Regions from separate parts of the Homo sapiens genome. Here region 1 is linked to region 2. Evidence: chromatin loops called from intact Hi-C (ENCODE). Cell type or tissue: PC-9. All regions are shown on one strand. Links, peaks and the distances in the headings refer to the core of each region. The heading gives the core; the rest is flanking DNA. Region 1 overlaps CUX1 (cut like homeobox 1). Region 2 overlaps CUX1 (cut like homeobox 1).

Evidence for each region. A loop is a pair of places that touch in the nucleus more often than their neighbours do. Peaks named below come from ENCODE experiments on the same cell type or tissue, not always from the same donor. Only the 100,000 strongest peaks of a DNase experiment are listed, where the experiment ranks them.
Region 1: a loop joins it to region 2, with 4 times the contacts of the local background. A loop is called at or near these places in 2 of 110 quality-filtered maps.

Annotation. Positions count from the first base shown.
Region 1 is chr7:102,057,335-102,073,077 of GRCh38, forward strand. CUX1 (cut like homeobox 1) reads left to right here. Exons shown (of 24, transcript NM_181552.4): 4 at 13,005-13,083. Among named protein-coding and RNA genes, the nearest start is that of SH2B2, 220 kb to the right of the region's middle. RefSeq lists enhancers at 4,879-5,178, 6,472-7,188 and a silencer at 10,476-10,666. In PC-9, for the core only: no CTCF peak of the experiment used is centred there; a DNase peak (open chromatin) is centred at 6,677; H3K27ac peaks cover 419 bases.
Region 2 is chr7:101,998,358-102,014,100 of GRCh38, forward strand. The region is part of intron 2 of CUX1 (cut like homeobox 1); the gene reads left to right. Among named protein-coding and RNA genes, the nearest start is that of CUX1, 190 kb to the left of the region's middle. RefSeq lists enhancers at 1-168, 169-855. In PC-9, for the core only: no CTCF peak of the experiment used is centred there; no DNase peak of the experiment used is centred there.

The DNA of each region.
Region 1 (15,743 bases), core at 2,548-10,547, 58 kb after region 2:
GAGTAATTCTGACACTCAAGTCTTATTTTTTAAGAAATACATTTTGTAAGGCTATAGCTGCCATAGATGGTGATTCCTCTGATAGATCTAGGCAAATTAAATAGAAATCCTTTCCTTCTGGAAAGGAGTCACCATTTTAGATTCCATGAAGAACATTTGTGATTCATGGGAGGGGGTTGAAATAGCAACATGAACAGGAGTTTGGAAGAAATGGATTCCAACCCTCATGGATGACTTTGAGGGGTTCAAGGCTTCAGTGGAGGAAGGAACTGCAGATGCGGGGGAAATAGCAAGAGAACTAGAATTAGAAATGGAGCCTGAAGATGTGACTGAATTGCTGCAACCTCATGATCAAACTTGAATGGATGAGGGGTTGCTTCTTATGATGAGCAAAGAAAGTGGTTTCTTGAGATGGAAACTACTCTTGGTGAAGATGCTGTGAATATTGTTGAAATGACAACAAAGGATTTAGAATATTCCATAAACTGAGTTGATAAAGCAGTGACTGGGTTTGAGAGGATTGACTCCTATTTTTTAAGAAGTTCTACTGTGGGTAAAAATCTATCAAACAGCAATGCATGATACACAGAAATCTTGTGTTAACGAAAGAGTCAATCAAGCTAGCCAATTTCATTGTTGCCTTAACAAATTGCCACAGTCACCCCAAGCTTCAGTAACCACAACCCTGATCAGTCTAGCAGCCATCCAACACCAAGGCAAGACTCTCCACCAGCAAAAAGATTACAACTCCCTGAAAGCTCAGATAATCGTTAGCATATTTTGGCAATAAAGCATTTTTTAATTAAGATATGTACATTTTTGAGACATAGAGCTATTACATACTTAATAGACTATGATACAAACATAACTTTTATATTCACTGGAAAATCAAAAAATTTATGTGACTTGCTTCATTGCAATATTTGCTCTTTTTGTCATATTTGCCTTTTTTGTTCTATTTTTGAGACAGTCTCCGTCACTCAGGCTGGAGTACAGTGGCACAATCTCGGCTCACTGCAACCTCCACCTCCAGGGTTCAAGCGATTCTCATGCCTCAGCCTCCCGAGTAGCTGGAATTAGCAGGCATGTGCCACTACACCTGGCTAATTTTTTTTTTTTTGTATTTTTAGTAGAGACAGGGTTTCACGATGGTGGCCAGGCTGGTCTCAAACTCCTGACCTCAGGTGATCTGCCTTTCTCAGCCTCCCAAAGTGCTAGGATTACAAGTGTGAGCCACCGTACCTGGTCTGTTTTTACTTTCTTATGGTGGTCTGGAACCAAACCTGCATTATCTTTGAGGTATACCCGTATATTGATCTTGCATTGTGAAAGTCTTGCTGAATGTGTATGTTTTTATACATCTACAATTTTTTTATTGTACACATATATTATCTACTCACAACAATGGTGATGTGAAAATCTCAGGTAGGCATTTATCCCCTAGGAAGCCTGCCCCACTCCCCCACCGGGATTTACCCGAGGGAGGTAGGAGAGGGGAGCATTACCCCATCTTAAACTTTTTGGGAGCAGCAGTAGGAATCTGTGTCTCCCATAGGCTGGAATAGAACATAGCCTAGCACATCTTAGCCTCCTTAAATGACTTTATTGACAGAATGAAGGAAGAAGTGAAGCGGGGGTGAGCAAGCAGCCAGCACCTCCTTCCTCTGAAGAGCCTGCTGCAGGCAGGTTTCCCTGTTGTCTAAGCTGTGATCTGCTGTCCTGGAGCATTTACCTGCTCATGCTGGTTTTGCACTGTGGGGAGAGAGAAGACAGCTAATCTTTCTTCCCCAAGACAGCCTTTCAGATAGATGTTGACAGCCAGAATGGCAGATGTACTTGGAAGGGCTTTGTAAACTCAAGGAGAATAGAGATGCTTGTTGCTGTTTTTATCATCTTGGCTTTTAATCTTGTGCTGTCCCCTGCCACAAATCTCCTCTATGGATCCCACACCCTTTCTCCAAGCCAGCGGCTTCTTCGGGGCCTCTCTAGTTTTCCTCTTAGAAACTTTACTAAGTGGGACCGGGTACAGTGGCTCACACCTGTAATCCCAGCACTTTGGGAGGCCAAGGCGGGTGGATCACTTGAGGTCAGGAGTTCGAGACCAGCCTGGCCAACGTGGTGAAACCCCATCTACTAAAAATACAAAAATTAGCTGGGCGTGGTGGCAGGTGCCTGTAGTCCCAGCTACTCGGGAGGCTAAGGCAGGAGAATCACTTGAACCCGGGAGGTGGAGGTTGCAGTGAGCTGAGATCGTGCCACCTCACTCCAGCCTGAGTGACAGAGTGAGACTTCATCTCAAAAAAAAAAAAAAAAAAAAATTTAAAACCCTCAAGATTTGGCCTGCGTACGTGTCTGTTTTGGACAGCATCCGACTCAGTCTTAGCTGACTTCTAGTGTTTAATGTGGCCCTTCAAACCATGCTTTGCTCTTGAAAACATTCTACAGCCAGACTTCGAGTGAGACAAAACTACCCTATCATATCCCTGCAGTTTTGTTGATTTTTATTGTCCTATAGTCCGACAGAGCTCATCGATTTGAAAATTCTTTTAATGGCCTGTGTTTATTTCTAAATCATTAGCTTGTAAACTCCCAGGGCATAGAGGCTAGTGGATTGTTCTTGAATATGCCGTCTTCACTGTGGTCTTAAATGTTGCTTAGGGGCCAGGCGCAGTGGCTCACGCCTGTAATCCCAGCACTTTGGGAGGCCGAGGTGGGCGGATCATGAGGTCAGGGGATCGAGACCATCCTGGCTAACATGGTGAAACCCTGTCTTTACTAAAAAAATACAAAAAAAGTAGCTGGGCGTGGTAGTGGGCGCCTGTAGTCCTAGCTACTTGGGAGGCTCAGGCGGGAGAATGGTGTGAACCTGGGAGGCGGAGCTTGCAGTGAGCCGAGATCACACCACTGCACTCCAGCCTGGGAGACAGAGCGAGACTCTGTCTCAAAAAAAAAAAATGTTGCTTAGGGTCCTGGTCCTCCAGGACTTTCCACATCTTGGCTTCCTGCTTGATTTGATCACGACGGGGAATAACCTATGGTGTGGTGGAAAGAAAGGTGCTGACTTTGGATTTATTAGCGAAGGTTAGTGCTGTTGACCCGGTTTCTATCCAGATGGTGTCAGATACTTAATGTAGGAGGTTCCCACATTTATAATCACAACAGCTCAACAAGGAGGGAGTTACTACCCTCACTTAATGGACGAAGAGATCAAGGCTTCAGTATATATATACACACACACATATATACATATATATATATACACACACACAAATAAACACACACACACACACACACACACACACACACACACTTTGCTGCCCAGTCCTGGAGTGCAGTGGCATGGTCTTGGGTCACTGCAACCTCCACCTTCTGGGTTCAAGCAATTCTCCTGCCTCAGCCTCCCAAATAGCTGGGATTACAGGTGCCTGCCACCACACCTGGCTGATTTTTTGTATTTTTAGTAGAGATGGGGTTTCACCATGTTGGCCAGGCTGGTCTTGAATTCCTGACCTTGTGATCTGCCCACCTCAGCCTCCAAAAGCACTGCGATTACAGGTGTGAACCACCGCGCCTGGCCTTTTTTTTTTTTTTTTTTTTTTGGAGACAGACTCTCACTGTGTCTCACTCTAGCCCAGGCTAGAGTGCAGTGGCATGATCTCAGCTCACTGCAACCTCCGCCTCCAGGGTTCCAGTGATTCTCCTGCCCCAGCCTCCCCAGTAGCTGGGATTACAGGTGTCCACCACCATGCCTGGCTAATTTTTGTATTTTCAATAGAGACAGGTTTCACCATGTTGGCCAGGCTGGTCTCGAACTCCTGACCTCAGGTGATCCATCTGCTTTGGCCTCCCAAAGTGCTGGGATTTACAGGCGTGAGTCACTGTGCCCAGCCAAAGACTTCAGCATTTAAGTAACCTGCCTCCCGGTCACCCAGCCAGTGTGTGCTGGAACTAGGATTCAAACCCAAGTCTGTCTTTTGATCAAACCACACACTCTTTCCATTGACCATGTGGCCCCCAGCCCCAGTGCGCAATGCTGGATGTTATCATATCCCTAGGAGGGGCCAGGAGCCAGGGTCCAAGTAACTTGGTGGGTTTCTGCGTCTGAGAAATGAAGCTGGTGAGACGGCGGTTCCTTCACTGTTTTCCAAGGGCTGCCACGGCTTTGATCTTGACAGCAACCAAGATGTATCTCCCCACTTTGCAGATGAAAAAACTGAGGCCCAGAGAGGTTAATTCAATGGTTCAGGCAGAGCACCTGTTTTATGTTGGAGCTGGAAATCAAACCCTCATGTGCCAACAGCATGCCCAGGCCCTTGGCTGTGTGTGGCGTGGACTTGCCTACCACATGGGCATGGCCAGGCCCCTGTGGTGCAGTGGAGAGATGAGCCTTTTTTATTTCAAAATACACAGCACTTCTTGGCCGGTCACAGTGGCTCATGCCTGTAATCCCAGCACTTCGGAAGGCTGAGGCGGGTAGATCACTTGAGCTCAGGAGTGAGCCACTGTGCCCGGCACTGTATGTTACTCTCTTAGAGATATGGCCAACTCGTGAGATCTGTAACCATCAGCTTTTACTAGATTATGCTGCAGTAACAAACAAACTGCTACAAATCTCAGTGGCCTGTGGCAACCAAAGATCATTTCTTGTTCATGTGTCATGTTGACTAGGGCTGGCTGTGACTGTGCCCCAGCCCCGTGGGTGGTCCTCATTCTAGGATCTCAGTGGAGGAAGTAGGTCCTATAAGGTCCTTGCAGCAGAGGGAGGGAGCACACTGGCTCTTAAATCTTAATGCTCAGATAAGACACCATCACTTACATACCATTGGCCAAAGCATTTCGTGTGGCTATGCCTGACATCACTGAGGAGGGAAAGCACCCAGGGGGAAGTTGCTGTTACACCACAAGTCACGTGGCAGTGGGCAGCGATGTGTGACGCCTCCTCCAGGGAGCCTAGATGGTAGTTGGGAGCGGCAGCAGCATATTCCATGTGACTCCGGGAACCCACAGCACAGCCGTGCTGGCACTCACATGGTTGGGCACTTTCTCACCCCTTCCATATCTCAGAGATCTGGTGGATTTCTATGAAACTTGTTTTCTAAACCTAGACTGAGTTTTTATACTATCATAAGCGGATACTGATTGAGAGCTAGATTAAAATACCTTCCTATAGACATTTGTCTTTCTCTTATTTTATTTGAGACAGGGTCTCACTGTCACCCAGGCTGGAGTGCAGTGGTGCAATCATAGCTCATTGGAGCCTTGACCTCCTGAGCTCAAGGGATCCTCCCAAAGAGGTGGGACCACAGGCATACACCACCACACCCACCCAGCCAATTTTTTATTTTTTGTAGAGACAGGATCTTGCTACACTGCCCAGGTTGATCTCGAACTCCTGCACTCAAACGATCCTCCCACCTTGGCCTCCCAAAGTGCTGGGATTATAGGCGTGAGCCACTGCACTACACATTTGTCTTTAAATGTAACACTTAGCCGGGTGCGGTGGCTCATGCCTGTAATCCCAGCACTTTGGGAGGCCGAGGCGGGCGGATCACCTGAGGTCGGGAGTTCAAGACCAGCCTGGCCAACATGGAGAAACCCCGTCTCTATTAAAAATACGAAAATTAGCTGGGCATGGTGGCAGGCACCTGTAATCCCAGCTACTCGGGAAGCTGATACAGAAGAATCTCTTGAACCTGGGCGGGGAGGTTGCAGTGAGCCAAGATCGCACCATTGCACTCCAGCCTGGGTGACAGAGCGAGATTCCGTCTCTAAATAAATAAATAAATGTAACACTACATTAAAAAAAAAAAAACTCAGCCTTATGAAAGTGATGTTGCTGAAAACATAACCGTGGAATCCAGTAGCGGCCATTAGTGCAGATGTGCGGGTCACTGCAGGAAGACAGCTGGAGAGCGCTGTTGGGTGTGTACAGTGGAGAAAGACACCTCCCAGGAGCTACTGCCAGCCAAGTGGCTGTCATCATCTCACAGCACACAAAACAGATGCTTACTACACAGAGAACTCTTTACATATTAAGTATTTCCTTTTCTTTTTTTTTTTTTTTTTTTTTTTGAGACGGAGTCTCACTCTGTCGCCCAGGCTGAAGTGCAATGGCACGATCTTGGCTCACTGCAAGCGCGGCCTCCCGAGTTCACGCCATTCTCCTGCCTCAGCCTCCCAAGTAGCTGGAATTACAGGCGCCTGCCACCACACCCAGCTAATTTTTATAGTTTTAGTCAAGAGAGACGAGGTTTCACCATGTTGGCCAGGCTGGTCTCGAACTCCTGACCTCAAGTGATCCACCCACCTTGGCCTCCCAAAGTGCTGGGATTACAGGCGTGAGCCACCGTGCCTTGTCAAGAACCCTTTACATATTGAGCATTTTCATAAATATTTAAACCTGGATTCCTGAACCCTTGGGTCACATCTGCAGACCATGCAGTTGGCCATTGCGGAAGATATTAAAAGCATATTAAACACCCACTGCGTGCCCGTGGTCGGGAGGAAAAACAGTTGATGCTACAGCTTAGTTTTCCAGGAATTCAGTATCCCTGAGTCAGGCAGCCTTATCTGTCATCCTAGAACTCCAGGACAGCCCCAGGTGGTGGTGGGAGGGGCCGCGGCTGGGAGATGGAGCTGCTCTGAGCCTGCAGATCAGGGTAGCATTCCTGGGAGGCGCCTTCCAGGCGGAGGGGAAATTGCTCATGTGTTCTGGGAACTGGGAGTGACTGGGTGTGGCAGGAGTGTGAGGCATGGCAGGAGGTGAGCCTGAAAAAGAGGCTGATCCCTCAGAGCAGGACAGGTTTTACCCAAGGCTGCAGGCCAGTGTCTAACCGTCTCTAGATCCGTCCTGGTTTAGCTTCTTCCAAATAGTTTTGTGTCTGTGTGAGAGTGTGTGTGAAACGGAGTTTTGCTGTGTTGCCCAGGTTGGTCTTGAACTCCTGGGCTCAAGCGACTCTCCCACCTTGGCCTCCCAAAGTGCTGGGATTACAGGCATGAGCAACGGTGCCGGCTCTAAATGGTTTTAAGGGCACGGTACCTACCTCAAGCTAACGTGCAGGCAGGCACGAGGTAGCTGGAATTCTAGCCTAGGATTCTCTCTTCAGCAATTCTTGCCTTAAGACCTCACCTTAGACGTTTGCTCATTCACAGATCCCTCCCCTTCTCAGAGGGAGCTGTGTTACCAAGCCTTGGCTTGTACCTCCAAGGCATGCAGTGGATGGGCTGAGCTCCCTGCAGGGAGTCAGGCGGGTGTGTGGGGGGCATGAAGGTGAGCAGGACACTGTCCCTTCCTCCCTCCCTCCCACGGATGCTCTTCCTGGCTGGTAGCCATGTGGACACCTGGGGGGAAGCTGTTCTGTGTGGCAGAGTCACTGTGTTGTGTCTGGTACTGGGGCCCTTGCCAGGGTAGGTCAGTGACTCGTCCAGGCCCTGGAGGCTGCTGCTGTCCCCTCCTCGTGCAGAGGAGGTGGGGCTGGCAGTCAAAGCCCAGGCTCCCTCCCTCCCTCTAGACTCAGAACAGCCCAGGAACCCAGCTCGAGGTCTGGAGGAAGTGATGTGTGCATTGGGTCTTGCAGCATAGATAGGTTTTGAGTGGACGGAGAGGTTAGCGAAGGGTGTTCCAAGTAAGCAAAGCACGGAACTAGGAAGTCACTGGCTGCAGCAGGGAAGTCACACAAAGGGACAACCTACCACAGACTGGGTGAGCTGCAGAGGGAGGATGGACTAAACTCCAACTTCAGGGTCATTCTGGTTGTTTTTTTTTAAGACAGGGTCTCACTTGGTCATCCAGGCTGGAGTGCAGTGGCTCAATCATAGCTCACTCCAGCCTTGAACCCCTGGGCCCAAGCGATCCTCCCACCTCAGCCTCCGAGGAGCTGGGACTACAGGCGTGTACCACCGTGCCTGTCTAATTTGTATTTTTTTGTAGAGATAGGGTCTCACTATGCTGCCCAAGCTGGTCTTGAATTCCTAGGCTCAAGCCCTCCTCCCACCTCAGTTTCCCAAAGTGCTGGGATTACAGGTGCATGCCACCATGCCCAGCTAATTTTTATTTTTGGTAGAGATAGGGTCTCACTCTGCTGCCCAGGCTGGTCTTGAACTCCTGCCTCCATTTCCTAAATTGTTGGGATTACAGGCCTGAGCCACTGCGCCCAGCCTTGAGGCCCATTCTTGTCTGCGGAGCGGAGGGGACTTTATCATTTAGAAAAGGATCTTTTAAGTCATCTCTTTTAAGAAACCTCATGGTCCATTTGCATACTGAATTCATTAAACTCATCGGCCTGACCGTGTTCCTCAGGACTGGGCTGGAATTTCCCTGTGTTAGTGGAAGAGGGCACGGGGAGAGGACTGAGAGTCTTGGTCCCTGTGATACAGCTCTGATGAGTGGAGGAACACTGGGGTTTTTGGTTTTTATGCCGGTTTAGATAAAATGACATGGATACACGTGGAGTGGTTTTTTTTTTGTTTTGTTCTGAGATGGAGTCTCGCTCTGTCGCCAGGCTGGAGTGCAGTGGCGTGATCTCGGCTCACTGCAACCTCCGCCTCCTGGGTTCAAGCAATTCTCCTGTCTCAGCCTCCTGAGTAGCTGGCATTACAGGCGCCTGCCACCATGCCCAGCTAATTTTTGTATTTTTAGTAGAGACAGGGTTTCACCATGTTGACCAGGCTGGTCTGCATCTCCTGACCTTGTGATCCACCTGCCTTGGCCTCCCAAAGTGCTGGGATTACATGTGTCAGCCACCACGCCCGGCTCAGTGGAGTGGTTTTAAAACCCCGATGTCCACGGGGCTGGTTCCTTCTGCTGGCTGTAGGGGAGAATCTACTGTGTCCCTGTCCCAGCTTCTGGTGGTTTCCTGGTCATCTTCTTCTTTGTAGATCATCAGCCCAGTCTCTCCTTCATCGCTCTGTGACATCCTACCTGTCTACATGTCTGTTTCTGTGTCCAGGTTTCTCCTCCTTATTGGATCCAACTGGACGAGGGCCCAGGCTAATGACCTTGCCTTACCTTGATCACCTGCAGAGACCCTAGCTCCAAATAAGGTCACCTTCACAGGTATTGGGGGTCAGGACTTCATCATCTTTCAAGAGACACAATTCAACCCATTATAGCCCCGAAGTGTGCCGTGCAAATTACCAAACCCCACATCCTGGGGAATAACCCAAACAGGAGACAGGAGGACAGAGTTCAGGATCCTTCCAGATCCCAGCCCTTGCCTCCAGGAGACGCAGCCACCCGGTACCCTGAGTCGGAATACCTCGGAAGTGAGGGGCCCTCCCTAGGCAGATCCTAAGCCAGAAAGAGAAGCCTCTGTGTGGCCATCAAGCGGTACGGACAGCAGCCAGGGCGTCTGCCCAGCTTCCTGGACAGACTCTGCTACCCACCTGCCTCTCTTAGAAGAGCCCCAGGTTGCGTTCCAATTCATCTGGAGAAGCAACTCCAAATCCGTTGCTTACTCTAGACATCTATAATATGTGGGCTTAGGTACAGTTGAAACAGTGCCATTTAGACAGTTCCCAAAATTTGTAATAGATACTGAGAAAGATACATGATACGACAGGGAAAGAAAACACAACACACTATCTTACGTATAGGCTGATTTCAAGTACGTACATACACACACGCGTTTTAAGCAGCTTGATTGAGATATAATTCACATACCATATAATTCACCCATTTAAAGTCTGGAGTTCATTGACTTTTAGGATATTCACAAAGTTGCACAGCTGTCACCACAGACAATTGTAAAATGTTTTCATCACCCCAAAAGGAAATCCCACACCCTTCAGTTGGCATCCACCAGCCCCTCCTTCCCACCCACCCCCAGTCTGAGACCACTCTTAATGTATAATACATCTGTCTCTTGTTTGCCTGTGTGTCTGCATTTCATGTAACTTTTTTTTTTTTTTTTTTTTTTGAGACGGAGTCTTGCTCTGTTGCCAGGCTGGAGTACAGTGGTGTGATCTCAGCTCACTGCATCCTCCACCTCCGGAGTACAAATGAAGCAATTCTCCTGCCTCAGCCTCCTGAGTAGCTGAGATTACAGGTGCACGCCACCATGCCCGGCTAATTTTTATATTTTTAGTAGAGATGGGGTTTCATCATCTTGACCAGGCTGGTCTTAAACTCTTGACCTCATGATCTGCCCACCTCGGCCTCCCAAAGTGCTGGGATTACAGGTGTGAGCCACCGCACCTGACCACAACTCTATTTTTTTTTTATATAATTAGGAAAAAAAAATAGAAATAAAGACCTGATAGTCTGACTCCTGCCGGTGAGTGGAGGATTTCAATTATACTTTTAAATTTTTTTTCTATATTTTTGATATTTTTCTGATCACACAATGAGCATGAGTTGCTAATAATGGGGGAGGGGGTTATTTTAAAAACAAGGCATGGTCTTGTCATATTAATAGTCCTTGTAGGCAAGGCATGGTGGCTCATGCCTGTAATCTCGCCTGACCCCTGAGGTCAGGAGTTCAAGACCAGCCTGGCCAACATGACGAAACCCCGTCTCCACTAAAAATACAAAAAAAAATTAGCTGGGCATGGTAGCACACTCCTGTAGTCTCAGCTACTTGGGAAGCTGAGGCAGGAGAATTGTTTGAACCCGGGAGGTGGAGGCTGCAGTGAGCTGAGACTGCGCCACTGCACTCCAGCCTGGGCAACAGAGCGAGCCTCCATCTCAAAAAAAAGTCCTTGCATATTGTTCTGAGATTCTACTCAACACCAAATTCACAACCTTGTTTTTTGTTGTTGTTGTTGTTGTTTAATTTGAGACATGGTCTCGCTGTGTTGCCCAGGCTGGAGTGCAGTTGTACGAACACAGCTCACTGCAGCCTCGAACTGCTAGGCTCAGGCAGTCCTCCCACCTCAGCCTCCCAAGTAGCTGGTATTACAGGTGCATTGCCACCCCGCCCAGCTAATTTTTTTGTTTTTTGTAAAATTTTTATTTTTAAATTTTAATTTGTAGATAGCTCATTATTTTGCCCAGGCTGGTCTTGAACTCCCGGGCTCAAGCCATCCTCCTGTCTCTGGCTCCCAAAGTGCTATGATTACAGGCGTGAGCCACCACACCTGGCCCAGAATCACAGCCTTATCTTATCGGGTTGAGGGGGTGGAAATGTGTCTGAGTTCCAAACAATTGACTTCAAATTGGAATCTTGGTGCACAGCTTGTTAGAAGTTGGAAATGCTTGCATTGCGCTAGGCTGCTATGTGTTCGATTTTCTAGGCCCAGCTCCCACTAGCCATCGTCCCCCAGTTCTGAGCGCCCCACATCCTTAATCAGGAGACCTCTCTCAGCCCTTAACAAACTGCCCGGTGGCTCAGGTGAGAGGCCCTGTAATTAAACCGCATCCTTTGCCTCTGTAATAACATCGGAGACAGCATAGTTCTAGGAGGGGACAGACGGAATATATAATTTCCTGTCCTTTGCCTGAGCCAGTATGACATTGGTACATGTGCAGTCTTGCGTGTTTCGGCTGTAAAGTGCGATCTGTTGTCTCAGCAAGTGTGTAGGTAAGCTAAATATTCTAACAAGTCAGTCCAACCATGGCAGGCTCTTTGCATATGCGTCCAGCATAGTTGATGAACAGACGTCTACACTAGAGGAAACTGGCTCAGTTAGTCAGTTCACAAAACCAATCCTGGCCACCATCGCAAAACCTTGCCAGTTGCCTAATCTGGAATCCCCGGGACCGTCCTCAATTCACCTGGTTCTTCTGGGCCTCACGTCAACTGTGTGTGTCGCTGATCTCTCCAGCCGCCCTCTCCTCCTCCTCGACACCCACAACCACTGCCCAGCGCATCTCACTCGGATGAAAGCAGTGACGTCCGAGGGTTCTCTTCCTCCCTGCCCCCTCCTGTGCTCTTTCCACCCTGACCGCTGCTCAGGTGATGAGGGTCTCCCTGCACCATGCACCCTTGTGCCCCTCAAAATCTCACCCCACTTGATTGTCCAGCTGCGTCACCCACAGCTCCTGCATATGTATCCGCGTTCCCACCTGGCAGACTCTCGTGGGTCCCCTATGCCCCATGGTGTGTTGTAGCCGTGTTGGTGGACTCTTAATCTGGACTCCAGGAATAGAGCACAAGCTGACATGCAAATGAGTGTCTTAAAACAGAACACATAGGCCAGACGCAGTGGCTCACGCCTGTAATCCCCGCACTTTGGGAGGCTGAGGCGGGCAGATCACCTGAGGTCAGGAGTTTGAGACCAGCCTGGCCAACATGATAAAACCTCGTCTCTACTAAAAATACAAAAATTAGTCTGGCATGGTGGTAGGCACCTGTAATTCCAGCTACTTGGGAGGCTGAGGGCAAGAATCGCTTGAACCTGGGAGGCAGAGGTTGCAGTGAGCTGAGATCGTGCTACTGCACTCCAGTCTGGGCGACAGAGCAAGACTCTGTCTCAAAAAAAGGAGAATTTTATGAAATTCTTTGCTCCTGGGATTTGAATGTGTTCGTCCGTTTACATGCAGCATCTTACCCGTCCACCTGGGTGAAATGCTTTTTAAGACTCTGCTCTAAGGTCACAACTTTACTGCCTGAAGTTCCCTTCTGCATGTCCCCAGGGATTTAATTACTTGTTAATTACATACCTGTTTCCCTCCTAGACCCTGAGCTTCTGGGGGTAGGAACTGTCTCTTCCCACCCACCTCTGATCCCCAGCAGTGTCTAGCACATGGCCAGCTCTTAAGTCAGCATTTGGAGAAGACAAAAGACCAGGAAGGGCACGCCAGACCATTCTCTATGGAAGACCCACCCAGTGTTCCCTGCTGTATAGTGAATGGCTCCATACTCCCAAATCTCTGCTCCTCCCTTGTTTACCTTCATGAACAGGGTCCTTTTGTGTTTGCAGGCATTTCCTCTAAGAGGCTGAAGCCCAGTTGTCAAGCATCTCCCTTGCTACGGGAATTCACTAGATGTGTAATGCTTTGTAAATTACCTCTTGACAAATGTTGAGCTCTTTGTTTTTCTTTTCTTTCTTTCCTTCCCTTTCAGATTGATGCACTGAGTAAAAGAAGCAAGGAAGCTGAAGCAGCTTTCTTGAATGTCTACAAAAGATTGATTGACGTCCCAGGTAAGCCCCGGCAGTAATGGCCCACCAGTGGGGGGCGTTGTGTCTGGTGAGTCGGTGGGTTTTTGGCTCATTCTTCTTGGCTTTCCTAAGGAAAATAAATACACCATCAGTGGCAACTTCCCCCCAAGAAACCAGGGAGTGCAGGACACATGAATTCTTCACAACCCAGACTTTGGGTACGGAGGGAAATTGGATGCACTTGTTGAAGTACTCACGTAATCTCTAGGGGATGACTTCGTAAAAGCAGAGATCCAAATCTCTGGGGCTACAGCATAAAACCCTGCACGTACTGCAGAGAAGATGCAGACCTGATGTGTGTATGCTGTGTGGAAGTCCCTCATATTGCCCAAAGCCACCTTTAAGACTTTAGGAATGGCCCTACTAAGACACCTGGAGTGTCCCGCTCCCCTGCCAGGTCATCCAAGATCAGTGGCCCCTGGACAAGCCCTTCACTTAAGGGTTATGGGCAGAGGGTAACTGATAATCCTTGCAGCTACAACCAAGTATATCAGTTGTTTCTTTTATTTTTTTTTTCTAATTTTATTTATTTATTTTTGAGACAGGGTCTCGCTCTGTCGCCCAGGCTGGAGTGCAGTGGCACAATCTCCGCTCACTGCAACCTGCACCTCCCGGGCTCAAGCGATCCTCCCACCTCAACCTCCCAAGTGGCTGGGAGGTACGTGCCACCACATTCAGCTAATTTTTGTATTTTTTGTACAATGAGTGCGATGAGGTCTCACTTTATTGCCCAGGCTGGTCTCGAACTCCTGGGCTCAAGCTATCCTCCCACCTCAGCCTCCTAAAGTGCTGTGAGGTTACATGCAGGAGCCACCACGCCTGGCCCTGTTTCTTCTTTTAGAGGGATTGAAGAATTAAAATTTAAATATGTTTGTGAGGCATTCTAAGAGGTGATGGCTTCCGATTCTTTATTCTGGAAAAGTGAGAAGGCAGGTAGAGTGCCTTGAACTCTCTGGTCCTGTTTGTGGGTCCTCGATTGCCTTAGAATCTGGAGTAAGGTGATGGACATAACTATGTGGGGCCCAGCTCAGCCCTGGAGAGATGCTGATCAGAAAATTAGGAAAGTCACTTGATGCCTTTTTCTGCCAAGCAAAGAATTGGAATTACCACCACCCTCCCCTCCCCACCCATTACAGTTGTGCCCTTGCCCTTGTTAGCAATTCTCTGAATATCATTGACATCATTAGAGCTACATTAACAGAGCGAGGCAGACTCAGGTCTCCTTTGTACCTGTACTTGTGTTCTGATTCAGGTCTACCACGGGCTTTGCTGTCCCCTCTTGGAGCTGGGATTAATAGAGGTCACACCAAACACGGGATGGCAGAAAGCACTTCGGACAGGGAATGAGGAGACCCAGATTCTCCTTCCCTGGATGACATTCCTTTTCCTCTCTGGACTTCAGTGTTCTCATCTGTAAAATGGAACAGGGTCAGGGAACAGCCTAATCGTAGAGAATGGTTTGCTTTGTTCTAAACTTTTGCTGTCTTAGGAGCTTATCTAGTTATTGGTTCCAAATTCTAGCCTTTTGGTTTTCTGTGAGAGTTTGTATCTGACTAGGAGTTCCCTGAAGAACCTGACTGAGCTTCACGAGGAGGCTCCTTCACAGTAAAATGGATCAGAGTGTTACCACTGGAGGGTGTCCAGGTTCTTGGCGTTTTGAGCAATGAATTGGACAAAATGCACAAAGCAAGGAAAGAATGAAGCAACAAAAGCAGATATTTACTGAAAATGAAAGTACACTCCACAGGGTGAGAGTGGGCTGAGCAGCCGCTCAAGGGCCCAGATACAGATTCTTCTCGGGTCTAAATATCCCCTTGAGGTTTCCCATTGGCAATTGGTGTTCACCCCATGTAAATGAAGTGGTGGCCCTCATTCAGTCTGATCAGTTGCAGAAAGCAACCAACCAGAGGCTGAAGTGAAGTTATAAAGGTCACACTCCTATGCAAACATCTTGATTGGTTGCGGAAAGTAACCAATCAGAGGCTAAATTGAAGTTACAAAGTTGTACTTCTATGCGAACGAAGACTTGGCCCTGCAATCAGTCTGGTTGGTTGCAACCAATCAGAGGCTGAAGTTACAAAGTTACGCTTCTCTGCAAACATCTGATTGGTTGCAGAAAGCAACTAATCAAAGGTACTTTCAATTTCCCATCTGCAGGGCAGAAAAGGTGGAGGTTTGCAAAGGAAGTAGACGCTGGTCCTTTTGTTACTTAGGCGTGGCAAGTGGGGGTTTTTCCTTCGATTTAGTTCTAGGAAGTCAGGGTGAATCAGCCTTTGGTTCCCTGCCTGCAGACCCTATTTTCCTGCCTCAAGAGCACTGTCCCTCGGGCATCAGCAGCCTGGCGGGCATCACTGGCATTTTCTTGTGCATAAGGTAGTGACTGAGAATTTTCTCTCTGGACTATGTCATGTCCATACTGACGCAGGGATAAAGAATTTACAGAAAAAGCATGACCTGGGCTTTGAGAAATTTTATTTTGTGTTTCGAAAGAGTTCATTCTTTGACTTTTTGTTGGTTCCTCAGGCTCAGGAAGGTTCTGCTCCATTCTATTCCAAGAAGTTCTTGCTACCACTTCTGGGAGCAGGATCCCAGAAGGGGAGTGTTTTCCAGCTGAGAACTTTGTCCAGTTGGTGATTTAGTCG
Region 2 (15,743 bases), core at 3,521-11,520:
TTACCGAGTGTGCACAGTGTGGATTTCAAGACTTAGAGATGAGACAGCCAGTTCCTGTCCTGCCCAAGGGTCGGGCAGGGATACGCATCAAAGACCCTGGGCATCTTTCCCAGCCCGGGCGGTGCCCCCAGCCATCGCTTCTCAGCAGGACAGCCGGCAGGGCATCTGTCGTCTTCGTCCACCAGCATCACGACCTGTTTGGGGGAGAAGTAGTATTTCCACACCCCACTCAGGGCGATAGCGTTTGAGGAAGAAGAGAAAGAGAGACTTTTGGCTTTCCTGATTTCAATCTTTCTGAAGGTGGACCCATCACTGGTGAAAAAAATTGGTTTTTTTGGAACCAAGAAAGCAGCCTCGGCCTCCAGTGCCTGACCAGGCTCTGGCCAGGGTATAGGATCCTGGCGAGGATGCTGTGCTGTGTTGGGCAGGAAGCCACTTCCTCCCTCTAAACGTCAGTGTCCAGCTCTCTCTTCGTCGCTTTCTTAAGTTGAGGGAGCTGCTATGCCAAGGGCAAGCAAGAAACAGGCCCCTGAGCCCCCAGGTTCACGGCTGGGCTTTGAAGCAGGAGTTTCCTCTTCGCCCTCGGGCCACACCTCTGTAGGGTGCCTCTGCAGCATTTCCCTCCTCGGGCAGGAGCCTAGCTTGCAGAGGACAGACAGGCAGGAATGCTGGCCTCCATCGTGCCACCAGATCCTGTCCCCAGGCAAGCAGGAGGGGAGGGGAGGCAGTCTCATCACTGCAGCAGGAGGGGCCACCTCTGGAGTCCGCATGGCTGTGGCTGGGCTGTGCTTCTAGAAGCAGCAGCTGTCGCCTCCACTCTCTAGGGATTTTTATCTTTCCTTTACAAACTTTTTTTTACCTTTTTTTTTTTTTTTTTTTTTTTAAGATGGGGTCTTGCTTGTTGCCCAGGCTGGTCTCAAATTCCTGGACTCATGTGATCCTCCTGCCTCAGCCTCCCAAAGTGATGGGATTACAGGCATGAGCCACCGCGCCTGGCCGATTTTTATCTTTCCTACCAGCCTTTTCATATGAGCTGAGCCTGCAGGCTGTGCCTAAGCATAGCCCTTTGAACTTGATTGACCATGAGCTTTGAAAGGCTGCTTTGCAGTCTCAGTTCTCTGGCAAATACACCAGCTCGGTTAAGACGACTTTTCTTTGATTGATGTCGGCTACATCTAGAAAGCAGGATTGCCACCACTCCTCGAAGCACCCCACGATTAGAGTGTCTGAGCGCTGCTTCTGCTCTGCTGAGGCTGGTGACAAATTGCCTGGAAAGACCTCCTGACAGAGGATGACGGGCTCGTCTGCAGCAGGGCCGCTTGCAGCCCAATTGCTTCCAAGATTAAACCTTTCCAAGGCAGTCTGCACTGCCCCATACACAGTTGGGCTGCTTGGTTTAAGATTATGGATGAATGTACTGAATTGGATCTCATTTAAAAATATATAGGTTTTGAAGTTTGAGGGCTCAGGAAGAAAATGAAATCCTTTGTCCCAAACCAGGGCCTGGTTTTATCAGTGGCATGCGTGCGTGTGTGTGTGCGTGTGTGTGTGCATGTGTGTTCTAAAGAGACCCTAGTGGCAAGGCACAGTGGCTTATGCCTGTAATCCCAGCACTCTGGGACGCCAAGGCAGGAGGATCACCTGAGGTCAGGAGCTCAAGACCAGCCTGGCCAACATGGCGAAACCCCGTCTCTATAAAAGTACAAAAATTAGCTAGGCGTGGTAGCAGGCAACTGTAATCCCAGTTACTCAGAAGGCTGAGGCAGGAGAATCCCTTGAATCCGGGCGGCGGAGGTTGTAGTGAGCCAAGATCGCACCATTGCACTCCAGCCTGGGTGACAAGAGCAAAACTCTATCTCAAAAAAAAAAAGAGAGAGAGAGAGAGACCCTAGTTTAGCTCTTTTGGAAAGCAGCTGCCCTGCATTGAGACACATGTGTCTTAAGCTTGCTTCTGGACGCTAGCACTAAAATAGCAATCGGACTCTGGATGCCTCTCACAGGCAACTTGTCCACAAAACCACTTCCAAATGTTTTCCCAAGTGCATGCGTCTGACCCAGGCTTCTTTCTCATCCGCCTCTTGTGGAAGGAAGATCGCATCTTGAGTTCTAAAGATTTTTAAACAATCTCATACCTGCAGAGCAATGTATATTTCAAGACCATTGACATTGGAAAACATTCTTGTTTAATCAATGACTCTGGTCCTGCTTTAGATTTCTCCAAAAATAGCCAGATCCCGTGGGCACGTTGAAGCTGCAGCCCATTGTGCAGAATTGCTTAATGTGTACCTCACCTGGTTTTGGCCTTCACACAACTGTTGCTCCCTTAGCAAGGGGTTCATTTGGTTGGGTTTTATGTGCAGGAATGCTGGTGGGTTGGGTGAGTATTAGTATTTAAGGGAAGGTTTTGTTTTTGTTTTGTTTTGTTTGTAAGAGCTAGGGTCTCACTTTGTCACCCAGGCTGGAGTGCAGTGGTGCGATCATAGCTCACTGCAACCTCAAACTCTTGGGCTCAGGTGATCCTCCCACCTCACCCTCCCTGAGTAGATGGGACTATAGGGTGTGCATCACCATGCCAGGCTAATACTGTTTATTTGTATTTTTGTAGAGGTGGGGTATCGCTTTGTTGCCCAGGCTGGTCTTGAACTCATGGGCCTCAAGTAATCATCCCACCTTGGCCTCCCAAAGCATTGGGATTACAGGCATGAGTCACCATGCCTGGCCATAGGGGAAGATATTTTTAAACAAGATTTGCTTTTGACTAGTGTCCTGCATTTGTTAAAGACCCTAGATTGCTCCAGGTGTTCTAAAAATAACCAAGCCCACCTGCCTGCCTTCTAGATATGGGCTGGAGGGCCTGCCAGGAGCATTCTTGGGGATTGCCAGTAGCCCCAGTTAGCCCAGGCTGACTTACACTTCCTCCCTCTCTTAACCAAAATAATGTTGAATTTTTGTGTTCCTTGTCTTTTAACTGAAAAGCTCCTGTTTGTTTGTTTGTTTATTTTCTGAGACAGAGTCTTGCTCTCTTGCCCAGGCTGGAGTGCAGTGGTACGATCTCAGCTCACTGCATCCTCCGCCTCCCAAGTTCAAGCCATTATCCTGCCTCAGCCTCCCGAGTAGCTGGGACTGCAGGTGCCCTCCATCACACCAAGCTAATTTTTGTATATTTAGTAGAGACAGGGTTTCACCATGTTGGCCAGGCTGGTCTCGAACTCCTGACCTCAGGTGATCCACCGCCTCAGCCTCCCAAAAGTGCTGGGATTACAGGCGTGAGCCACCGCGCCCGGCCCCGTTTGGTGTTTTTAATGCTGTATTGCCATTATTTGCACTTATTCTTTTGCAAAATTTCAGCACCTGGTGGTCAGGATGTTCCTCCTGGCCATGCACATGCAGGACACACAACAGGTTCTTGATAAGCGTGTGCTGAGCAAAACTCACTCCTTCCTTCTGGACACATTCATCACAGGTGTGCTCGAAGCAGCAAGAGCTTGCCCCTGCTCAGAAGTGCTTAGTTGCTAATTAGATGTTTCCGCAAAGGTACTGAAATTGGAGGCATCAGTGTTCATCCTTTAGCTATAGCGTTGGAAAAATGTGATTGATTTACAACTGTGACTAAAAAGGTGTTTAGAGAACTGTTCTATGTAAAACAAGACAGTAAGCTGGGCACGGTGGCTCGTGCCTGTAATCCCAGCACTTTGAGAGGCTGAGATGGGTGAGTTGCTTGAGCTCAGGAGTTCTAGACCAGCCGGGGCAACATAACGAGACCCCCATCTCTATAAAAATATATATTTTTTAAAAAGCTGAGTATGGTGGTGCATGCCTGCAGTCCCAGCTACTCCAGAGGCTGAGGCAGGAGGATCTCTTCAGCCCAGGAGGTGGAGGTTGCAGTGAGCTGTGCTTGCACCACTGCACTCCAGCCTGGGCCTCAGAGTGAGACCCTGTCTCAGAAAGAAAAAATAAATATATATAGTGTGTGTGTGTGGTTGCAACTTTTGCACATCACCTTGAGTTCTGGGCAAGGGGAGAGGAACTGAGATTGGTCACTCCCTTCTTGCGTGGATGGCTGTGGGATTTGGGTGAGTTTTTTGCTCCATAGTGCTTTTCACCCTGTATTTTCTCATAGGTTTTGCCCCACTGGGGCTTTGTATAGAGATTGGGGCTCTCAGGTCCCATATGGCACTTACTAGCGAGAGTTCCGAGTGGCCAGTCCCCTCCCTGCCCTGGCATTGGTACAAGGGGGCCTTGCTGTTGGACCACAGTCTTCCAAGAGTCCAGCTCCCCTGTTCTATCGAGTCTGAAGCAAGGTCCCACTTGGGAGTTACAGATCAGGCTCCTTTGATGTCAGAGCATCGCAGCGGAATTCTAGGCCACCCGGCAGTGAGTGCTCTCTGCAGATCTGTGAGTGGTGCTGGGCCGCCCTGCCACCTCCATCCCTAGCACCGTATCTGTGTGAAAAAGCTGTGACCTGCCCCTTGGGTGGAAGCCTTCCAGTCCTTGGAAGGGGAATCTTTGCTGCTGCTACTGTCTGCAGAGAGACTCTTTTTATTTTTATTTATTTATTTTTTTTGATGGAGTCTTGCTCTGTCACCCAGGCTGGAGTGCAATGGCACAATCTCGGCTCACTGCAACCTCCACCTCCTGGGTTCAAGCAATTCTCCTGCCTCTGCCTCCTGAGTAGCTGGGACTACAGGTGCTTGCCACCACACCCAGCTAATTTTTGTATTTTTAGTAGAGACAGGGTTTCGTGTTGGCCAGGCTCGTCTCAAACTCCTGACCTCAGGTGATCTGCCCGCCTCGGCCTCCCAAAGTGCTGGGATTACAGGCGTGAGCCACCAAGCTCGGCCCAGAGGGACTCTCTAGAGAGGCCCCTTGATCCCACAAGGGGCGGGGGTCTCTGGCCAGGCACAGCCCCTCCCCACTAAGCCCAGCACCTGGTGCCGAACACACACACACACACACACACACACACACACACACACACGCCCGCCCCCCGCTCCACTGTTCTGTTGTCAGTTGTGTTCGTTGTTTTCTTGTAAATAAACAGTATGACAATAAAGGGAAGTTACTTCTTAGCTGCTCAGAAGGTGACCAGAGCAGGGCTGGAGTGCCAGCCTTGCATTCATTGTTTGCTTTATTGCAAGGCTGCTTGGAATTGAAGGGGATCTCCGTTCGAGTCTGAGCTGGAGGAAGGAAGGGGCTCCTGTACCATGTATAGAACTTGGGCTCTCCCCGGGGTCAGGGGCCTGGGCTCTGGTGCAGCCCCACCACTTCATCAGGTCACCCCAGGTGGTTTCAGCCTCTGATTTCTCATCCCTGGAATGGGGTGTTTGCAGCCTCGTAGGTTGCTATGGGGATTGAATGAGATATGTTCATGAGCCAGTAAGGCAGCCAAGATGTCACTTACATGGAACTTACATTGCAACCCCAGTTTTAGAATAACATAGGATATTAAATATCACCATCTCCTTGAATACTCATAGTCCGCAGTTTGCTTCATGTTATAAGGTGTTTAGTTCTAGGCTGAGCCTGTAATCCCGCCACTTTGGGAGACTAAGGTGGGAGGATTGCTTGAGGCCAGGGGTTTAGAACCAGCCTGGGCAACATAGTGAGACCCCTGTCTCTACAAACTATATGTATACACGTATAAATTTTATAAAGATGTTTAGTTGTTCTGAATTTCCTAAAAAATACAGCTTAACTTTTTTGTCTTCCTTTACCTGCACCTGGATGCAGTGGGAAAGATTTTCCCAGTAGCACAAGGTGGACCAGGTGAGCTATCCTCACCCAATGGGGCTGAAAGACAGGGCTTTGATATCCTGCCCCAGAGCCCGGCTGTTACCACATGGTTTGATTTGCGATGCCAAGCAGGCTTCCTTACGGGTCCACACACCTCTGGTTTTTAGCTTGAGATTGGGGCAGCTGTTCCTCCTCTGGCCCAGCCAGGTATAATCAGGTACAAAGGAAAGTGACCTAGAATGAAGAGGTTGCCCTGACCTGGTGGTGGAATTGGAGCCTGGGAGCACGGGTCGGATGGCTTAGTTCATCTGTTTGGCAGTGGATCAAATCCCCCTCCTCCCACATACTTGATTTATGTGGACTGGGAAAGAATGTTGGGTTTCAACATAAAGAAAACAAATTTGGCTGATAACTCGTAAATCACAATAAACTTTCATTCCAAGAGTGTTCTGGGCTTCTAAGAAATATATTCCTATCTCACATCTCAGTTGATATTCACAGCCACCATTGAGCTAGAGTCATTCCCAGGTGGAGAAACTGAGGCTTGGGAGTTATGCCTGCCTTGGAGAGGGATGGGGCTAAGACTTGGGCTCTGGTGTCCTGACCACCGAGCCTGGTTCCTTCCACGTGGTCTGATTCCTGGGATGTGAAGCAGCCATCCTCACAGGGCCACACACCTGGACAGGTACACAGTGCAGCAAGTAGAGAGGCAAAGAAACAAGGGAATTGATCAGGGGTCCACACGCTTTCTCTAAAAGAGCCTGGTGCTACATATGTTAGTCTTGACGGAGAAAGAGGCAAAATCAGGATATCATGTAGGCACTTATATAACCACTTTAAATGCAACCATTTAAAAGTGTAAAAACCATTCTTAGCTCATGGGCCATAAAAATCCCAGCAGCTGGCTGGTTTTGGCCGGCTTGCCGCAGCTTGCTGACCCCTGGGAGAGAGCATCTGCTGCTATTGCAGGCAGGGGACTGCAGGTCATCCCCCTGTTTGGGTCCCACTCCTGCCCGTCATTCAGGCTCTGTCAGCTTCTACCCAGAAGTACCTGGGAGTCGGGGGTTTTGCTGTGTCACAGAGAACTTGGCTCTCGATAGAGTCGGAAAGGAATTCTGGGAAAACTCTAGAGATGCATTAAAAAATCTCCACTGGGCCGGGCGCGGTGGCTCACGCCTGTAATCCCTGAGGCAGGCACATTACCTGAGGCCAGGAGTTCGAGACCGGCCTGGTTTTTTGTTTTGTTTTGTTTTGTTTTGTTGAGACAGGGTCTTGCTCCATCATCCAGGCTGGAGTGCAGTAGCACGATCATAGCTCCACTGCAGCCTCGAGCTCCTGGGCTCAAGCGATGCTCCCACCTCAGCCTCCCAAGTAGCTGGAACCACAGGTGTGCACCACTGCACCCGGGTTAATTTTTTTATTTTTGCAGAGACGATAGTCTCCCTATCTTTCCCAGGCTGGTCTCAAACTCCTGCCCTCAAGTGATCCTCCTGCCTCAGCCTCCCACAGGGCTGGGGTTATAGACGTGAGCCACTGCACCTGGCCTCTTTCTTCTTGAGGCTAGTTTTCCTGACTGCGTGATTCCCAAAGCTTCACCCCACTGATGCTGGGTTCCCCTCCTCTGTCTACTCCACCTGCTGAGGCTGGGGCTCTCAGGGACACAGTCAGCAGCTCAGCCTCTGGAAAGACCTGGAAAGATCACATCCTTCTGGGAACCTGCTTCTGGAGGCACAAGTAGTGTAGCTCCTCTTAGGCCCTTTCGATGAAGTAAGAGCAGCTCATTAGCATCCCAGGCTACAAAGCCTAAAACCCTTTGCTTTTACCAAAACCAGAGGGTCTAAAGAGAAAGGTCACGAGGAGCGAGCGGCCGCGTGGATGAGGTTGGCCAGAGAAACTGGTTTGTTTTGGAAGCCGATGGAAGATGCGCTTGGAAGGCTAAGGCTGCCGAGGTTGAAGTCCGTCATTCTCAGTGCAGACCCTAGGGAGGAAGTAGCAGGACCCCAGTGGGGCTGCAGGCATTCAGAAAGAGAGCTGCCTGGGGTTTCCCTTCAGAACCTCCCTCCTTTTAACCCGGGAGTAAAGAGAAAAAGACCCGCGGGGTCCACTGGCTCGGAAGTCGGTCTCTTTCAGTTTGGAGCCTCCAGTTGGAAACCTGCCTTTTAATGGCCAGGCTGATGGTCTAGTTACTCTTTGAACAGGGAAGCCTCGTCAGGCTCTCTGCTGACCACGCCTCAGTGCTCCCTCGAAGGACAACTCTGGAATGCCAGTTTTTATCTCATCTCGGTAGAATGGATTTTTTTTCTTTTCTTTTCTTTTCTTTCTTTGAGACAGAGTCTCGCGCTATCACCCACGCTAGAGTGAAATGGCACGATATCGGCTCACTGCAACCTCCGCCTCCCGGGTTCAAGCAATTCTCATGCCTCAGCCTCCCGAGTAACTGGGATTACAGGAGCGCGCCACCACACCTGGCTAATTTTTGTATTTTTAGTAGAGATGGAGTTTCACTATGTTGGCCAGGCTGGTCTCAGGCGATCCACCCGCTTCAGCCTCCCAAAGTGCTGGGATTACAGGCGTGAGCCACCGTGCCCGGCCCTAGAATGAATTTTTCTTTTAGGGAAAATAAGGTTATTGGTGAATGGGTTTGGGCTGTCATCTTCAGAAACTGATTTCATCTAGAACAGTTTGTGACGGGCAGATGTGGAATAAAACCACTGGATGCATCAGGCGTCACTGCCAAGGGTGCAAGGGGCTGCTCCATGCTGGGCGTGCGAGAGGAGCAAGAAGCCGTCCCCGCCCACCACGGTGCAGGCCGGGATGCAGCGGAAAGCCCTTGCTTCTTAGATTTCCCACACAAAAGTGTATTTCTTGTAGATTTCGCCAGCGCGGGCCTCCTCCTCTGCTTGGCAGTGGCTCTGCACGAGCTGCCTTGGGATGGATCTCTCATCTTTGCTGCTGGCCTCATCCAAGGAACAGACCCCATGCACGGAGCCTAGATGCCCCGAGGTCTTCACTGATGGCCCTCTGAATTTTTATTTTGTTTGTATTTCATTTGTTACTGATTGAATTTTTGAGACAGGGTCTCGCTCTGTAGCGCAGGCTGGAGTGCAGGGGCGCGATCCTGGCTCACTGCAGCCTCGGCCTCCTGTACCTAAGCCATGGCCCTCTCTGACTTTGAACCCCTCAGTTCATTCTCAGATCAGACCACTCACTCACTGAGGCCCTCGGCTCTTCCACAGGTCTCAGCCTTTTGCCCCTTATAGTTTTTAGTTGTTGCAGCCTTTCTGTTCTCTTCCCCTCTCCTGTTAAGGGGACATTTCCAAGCACCCTGGCCACAGAACCTCCTCACCTCCCACCCTCCGCCCCTGGGTGCCAGGGCCTGGGTTCTCTGTGGAAGTCCTGCCAGCTCCGGGTATTTCCCACGTGGATTTCTCATCATCTTCACCACCAGATCAGTTCCTGGCCTGCACCCCTCCTGTCTGGCTTGTGGCAGGGGCTGCCACCCTCACCTGGGCCCTAAACTTCTACAAAGCCCCACTCTCTCCTGTTCCCGTCAGTCTGCTTGCCAAGTCCAGTTTATTTTAATTCTGGGGAACGTTGTCTTCCTCCTCCCCCCTCCCTCGCCACCACCCACCTCTGGTGTTTTTTTTGTTTTGTTTTGTTTTGTTTTTTTTGAGATAGAGTCTCACTCTTGTCACCCAGGCTGGAGTGCAGTGGTGCGATCTCGGCTCACTGCAACCTCCGCCTCCTGGGTTCAAGCGATTCTACTGTCTCAGCCTCCTGAGTAGCTGGGACTACAGGCACCCGCCACCACACCCGGCTAATTTTTGTATTTTTAGTAGAGGCAAGGTTTCACCATGTTGGTCAGGCTGGTCTCGAACTCCTGACCTCAGGTGATCTACCTGCCTTGGCCTCCCAAAGTGCTGGGATTACAGGCACCACTTCTGGTTCTGTTACCTTCGTCCAAACTTGTATTTCCCAGCTGGTATCTTCCATCTCCAGGCTTTCCCCTCTGGCCTGTCCTTTAGCAGGAGTCACCTTCCTGAAGCAGACCCTGGTCTGGTCTCTGCGTACTACCTTTTGCATGGTTGGTGGCCGTCCACCCGCCTCTCAGGCCATGTCTGGGTTCTTCTAGGGGCTTCGGTGATCTGGGAGCCTGTCCCCGCTGGCCCCCTCTCCCATGTCTTACTCCATCAGCTTCACCTTGTTTGTATCTCTGGATCTCCTCTTTTTTCCTTCTGTTTGTATCTTGTCTCTTTCTAGAAAGCCCCCCCACCTCTACTCGCCCCTCTGTGGCAAATATCACCCAATTCAGGTGCCCCCAGCCCAGCAAAGAGGGATTTTCATTCCTTGGGCCCCCGTTGTAGGCTAGCTGCGCCTGTCTTTCGGCACATTTCATTTCCTGCCTGGTATTTCGGTCGTGTGCGTGTCTTTATTCTCCTCGTGTAATCCCTGAGGTGCAGAGTGCGTGTCTGTCCTCCTCTGCCCTCTCTAGAGATTGGGATATGACCAGTGTTCAGCCCCCAACCAAAAGAGCCTAAGAACCCCAGGTCCCCAGCCTGTCCTGCTCTGCTGGGGGCCCACATGCCTGGGGACAAGGCACCTTTCCTTCCCTGACCTTGACTAGGACAGGACATGGGGTAGGGCCTGAACATTGAGCAATTGTCAAACTGCCTACTTACGATGAACAAAATAGCTTTTCAGGAGGCGAGACCACAGCACAGTCATGGTGAATCCTGATGCGCACCCCAGGTCTTTTATCAGGATTTTTGTTTTTCCTGGTGGGCACAGATGTAGGTGGAGCAGATCAGAGGCCTCTCAGGTTCTTGATCACTCATGGCAGTTCAGGCCTGCCAGTAGTGAGGTCAGAGATCCATACAGCAGGGGAGAGAAGGGAGGTACAGGGAACCCTCGGCCCCGCGTGCTCCAGCAGGTCTGCATGATTAACCTGAATTGCAGTGTTCAGAGGCTCGGCCTGCCAGCCACAGCGGTTCCAGATGAAATGCAGCTTAGAAGGCAGCATGGTGTAGTAGCTTTGGCGCCAGCCGCACCCAGAGTTTGGATTGTAGCCAGATGGCCTCAGGTGCAATGTATAACCTCTGGGAATTCCAGATTTCCTATTTACACGACAGGGATGATTCCATACCTGAAGGGCTGTTTGGAAGCATCTAGAAGCAAGCACAGTGGAGTGGCTGTCATGACGCTGACCGCACAAATGATGGTGTTAGGATCCCTCCACGGATGTGGCCAGGTGACACCCCTCACCTAGGCCGCACAGCACCCTAATGTACACACTGAAGAAAGGCTGCGTGGGGCTGCAGAGCGGCTCATTTCTAAGAAGGCCAAAGAAATTGCTCAGTCCAGACCAGGGAACCCAGTTTCTCTTTTAGAGGTGGGATCTTGCTATGTTGCTCAGGCTGGTCTCGAACTCCTGACCTCAAGTGATCCTCCCGCCTTGGCCTCCCAAAGTGTTGAGATTCCAGGCATGAACCACTGCACCCAACCTGTAGCCTCTTTCTACAAGTAAAATAATTCAGGTGAGTTCAGGCCCACGCCAGGTCTTAAACCCTGGCCCTCTGCCCATCTTCCAGCCTCCACCCCTTCTCTCTCCTTACAGAATCTTCTGTTCTTCTGCACACCAGCGTGGCAGACAGGTTGGCCAAGGGCCTTGGACTTCTTTATCTCTAGTACATGTTCCTGTAAATTTAAACCTCCTCAGTTGGGTAAAAGCTTTGGAATTACTAACATTCCTTTTGTGCTGCCTAACGTTCTTGCCATTTAAAAGATTAGCAGGCATAATTTCAGTGAGCCTTCGTGACTGGCGTGCCTCACTTAGCTTAATCCCTGGTTGGTACATGTTAAAACCTATAAAGACAGCCTCTCCAGCACACATGGGGAGCTTGAAAATGAAAGAAAGGTTGCTCTGACCTCTCAGAACTGCGGACTTCTTAAAAAAGAAAGAGTGAGGTGGGCGGCCTCCCTTGCTGCCGGTGCTAGATTCCATGATATGAAACAGCAAGGGTGCAGCTGGGTGCGGTGGCTCATGCCTGTAATCCCAGCACTTCGGAGGCGGGGGTGGGCAGATCACCTGAGGTCAGGAGTTCGAGACCAGCCTGGCCAACATGGTGAAACCCCGTCTCTACTAAATAATACAAAAATTAGCCAGGCATGGTGGTGAGTGCCTGTAGCCCCAGCTACTCAGGAGGCTGAAGCAGGAGAATCACTTGAACCCAGAGGTGGAGGTTGCAGTGAGCTGAGATCACGCCACTGTACTCCAGCCTGGGCAACAGAACAAGAAGACTCTGTCTCAAAAAAAAAAAAAAAAAAAAACTGACTTGGATATGTGCTTACATAAGAAAGGGAGATTCACCAAGTGAACCATGCATAGCATCTCTTAAATCTGTATCATGGAATTCGTGATTGGGCCTCTCTTTCATATCAGGCAACATACATGTGATGTACATACCTGTAGCTTCCGGGAAAGGGAAGGAAGTAGAGATGACATTGTCTGTTACTCGTTTGTATGTGTGTGTGCGTATTTAAGTAAATATGTGTGTGCATAGGGACATGTCACATGCATGTGTGGCACATTTATAGGATGAAGAGGTGTCTAAAAGACATTGAGGAAACTCAGTGAAGGAGTTCTGCCGGCGGGCGTGAGGACCACGCTAAAAGATGCCGGTTGTGCTTTGTGTCTAAGCTGAAAGCATGGATATCATTTTATAAAAGTAAAATTATATTGGCCAGGCGTGGTGGCTCATGCCTGTAGTCCCAGCACATTGGGAGGCCGAGGTGGGCGGATCACCTGAGGTCGAGAGTGTGAGACCAGCCTGACCAACATGGAGAAACCCCCATCTCTACTAAAAATACAAAAAATTAGCCAGGCATGGTGGCACATGCCTGTAATCCCAGCTACTCAGGAGGCTGAAGCAGGAGAATCACTTGAACCTGGGAGGCGGAGGTTGCAGTGAGCCAAGATCATGCCATTGCACTCCAGCCTGGGCAACAAGAGCAAAACTCCATCTCAGAAAAATAAAAAAAAAAAGTAAAATTATATTGTTATTGACGGTCTCTTTGTTCGAGTAAGCCGTCTCTGGATATATCATTGTATGGTGTATTCATGCCAAGGATTTGGTGTGAGTCTTGAAGCATTCACACCAAATTGTGGCCAAGCCCAGCACTGAGAGCGCAGTGGGCGTTCGGAGGACACGTTTGGATTTTGTGATCCTCTGCCTGGCAGGAGCTGCTCAGCCCCTACAGCCCCTTCCCCGAGACCACCAATGCGTTTCTCTTCAGTTTTGCTATTCTCATACGCTGGTGATGGGATTTTGGAGACAAACATGGTCTCTTCTGCTTGCTTGCTTGCTTATTTATTTATTTTTCCTCCCAGGTTCAAGTGATTCTCCTGCCTCAGCCTCCCAAGTAGCTGGGATTACAGGTGTGCGCCACCATGCCCAGCTAATTTTGTGTTTTTAGTAGAGACGGGTTTCACCGTGTTGGCCAGGCTGGTCTTGAACTCCTGACCTCAGGTGACCTGCCCACCTTGGCCTCCCAAAGTGCTGAGATTACAGACATGAGCCACCGCGCCTGGCCTTCTGCCTTTTTTGGTGAACTCCCTGTGGGTGGGAGAACTACCCGGTGGAGTCGGTACCTAACCAGGGCAGGACACGGAGGTACACCCCTCTCATTTTCGGCAGCAGGGTGAGAGGATTTTTATTATCTTACTTAGACACTTGAATTTATTTTTTTATTTTGAGACGGAATTTCGGTCTTGTCACCCAGGCTGGAGTGCAATGGTGTGATCGCTGGTCCCTGGGTTCAAGTGATTCTCCAACCTCAGCCTCCCAAGTAGCTAGGATTACAGGCGCCCATCACCACACCTGGCTAATTTTTGTATTTTTAGTAGAGACGGGGTTTCACCATGTTGGCCATGCTGGTTGACGCTTGAATTTATTTATTTATTTCAGATAATTTTGGACTACAGAAAGGACTCTTTGAAAGGGTATTCTAAAATAATTTCACCCAATTAGGTTTTAAACATAGTCTGCCATATTGTTGATTTCACAGGATTTGCTTTTTTAAAAAAATGTATTTTATTTATTTAGAATTTTTCTTTAAGAGATGGGGTCTCACTCTGTTGCCCAGGCTGGAGTACAGTGGTGCGATCTCGGCTCACTGCAACCTCCGCCTCCCGGGTTGAAGCAATTCTCATGTCTCAGCCTCCCAAGTAGCTGGGACTATAGGTGCGTGCCACCATGCCTGGCTAATTTTTGTATTTTTAGTAGAAACGGGGTTTCACCATGTAGGCCAGGCTGGTCTCGAACTCATGACCTCAAGTCATGCACCTGGCTTGGCCTCCCAAAGTGCTAGGATTATAAGCGTGAGCCACTGTGCCTGGCCTTCAGTAGCTTTTAAAGGTTGTAGCTGAAGATTTTGTACTTGTCACATGGGGGAATATGATAATGAAAGCAGAAGATAGACTAGTCACTCTACTTTTCCCAGCGTCCTCTCTGACTGGACTCTTTGAAGGTACTGCCCAGGGTCATGAAGAGATGGCCCTGGCTGCTTCCAGAAGGTATACATTCCCGTGTCCACTCTGTGTCCTGGAGAGTGGGGGCGGGGGGAGGGGGTTGTCCGTCTTTGTATCTCTGTCTCTCAGTACAAATTTAATGAAGGAATGAATCAATGAATGAATGAAGCAAGCATTCCCCCAGAGAATTCTTAAATCATCTTAGCCGGTCATGGAATTTCCCAGCAAGTCAGCTTTTAGAATCCTGAAAATATTTTCAGTATTCATCTCTTTAAGGAATATATCAAAAGCAGTCAGCACCAACCACGGTTTTTCAGCTGATTCCCAAATGTGTGATAAGAAACACCTAATTCCTTGGGGGAGAAAACTTGTTCAGGTTAAATTCTTGCGGTAATCCTTACGGCCCTGTGGTGTTCGCTAAGATGTAGCAAGAATGTAAATAGCTAGGTACTTTGATCTACCTCAAATACTTACTAGTTTAAACATTCTGCCATTCTGCCGTCATACCAAAAAAAAAAAAAAAGCACCATCCCAGGGTTATGAATGACGTTACTGTCTTTGGACATGCTGTCTTGTGTGGCTGAGACGTAGATCAAGAGAAATTTGTAAGAAAGACAATAAGGTACAAAAATCGCCGAAGCTAATGTCAAGATGGAGATAAATAGATCTATATTTGCCATATATGGTAGTAAAAGAAAAGTCTGTGCAAATTTGCTCGACATTTATGGACTTCTATGATTCATCTACCAGGGCCAGCAGCTCCAGCCAAGAGATATAGAATGTCTTCAACTGTATTTCTTTCCTAAATTGTTTCATTACAAAGAAGCCATGTTGTGTATTCAGAAGAAAATTCCAGGACCGCATGAAAGTCACTATTTGGGAACAGGCCTGAGAAAGCTTGCTTAGAGGAATTCCAAAAGTATTCAAAAGGCAGTTATTGACCAAACACATAATAATTCTCTAAGCATCAACAATTTTCCATAGATCCAAGCTCACATATACAGCGTATTTTCTGTGGCTAGTCACTCCAGAAATAGAGGGTTCTCTGCTTTCTTGACTGATTGACTCATATGCAAACGCTTCTCATTTCATTTTGTTATTTTTTTGAGAAAGGGCTTGTTCTGTCTCCCAGGCTGGAGTGCAGTGGCACAGTCACGGCTCACTGCACCCTCGACCTCTCTGGGCTAAGCCATCCTTCCACCTCAGCCTCCCGAGTAGCTGGGACCATAGGCACACACCACCATGCCTCGCTAATTTTTGTATTTTTTGTAGAGACAGGGTCTCGCCATGTTGCCCAAGCTGGTCTCGAACTCCTGGGCTCAAGCAATCCTCCCACCTCAGCCTCCCAAAGTGCTGGGATTATAGGCATGCATCAACATGCCCAGCCTGTTTTTTGTTTTAATCTGTTATTGAGTAAGGTGCAATTTGTGGCTCCATATACAGGGACAGGTTGCAAAACAGGTACTGAGCCGTGTGTATCCTT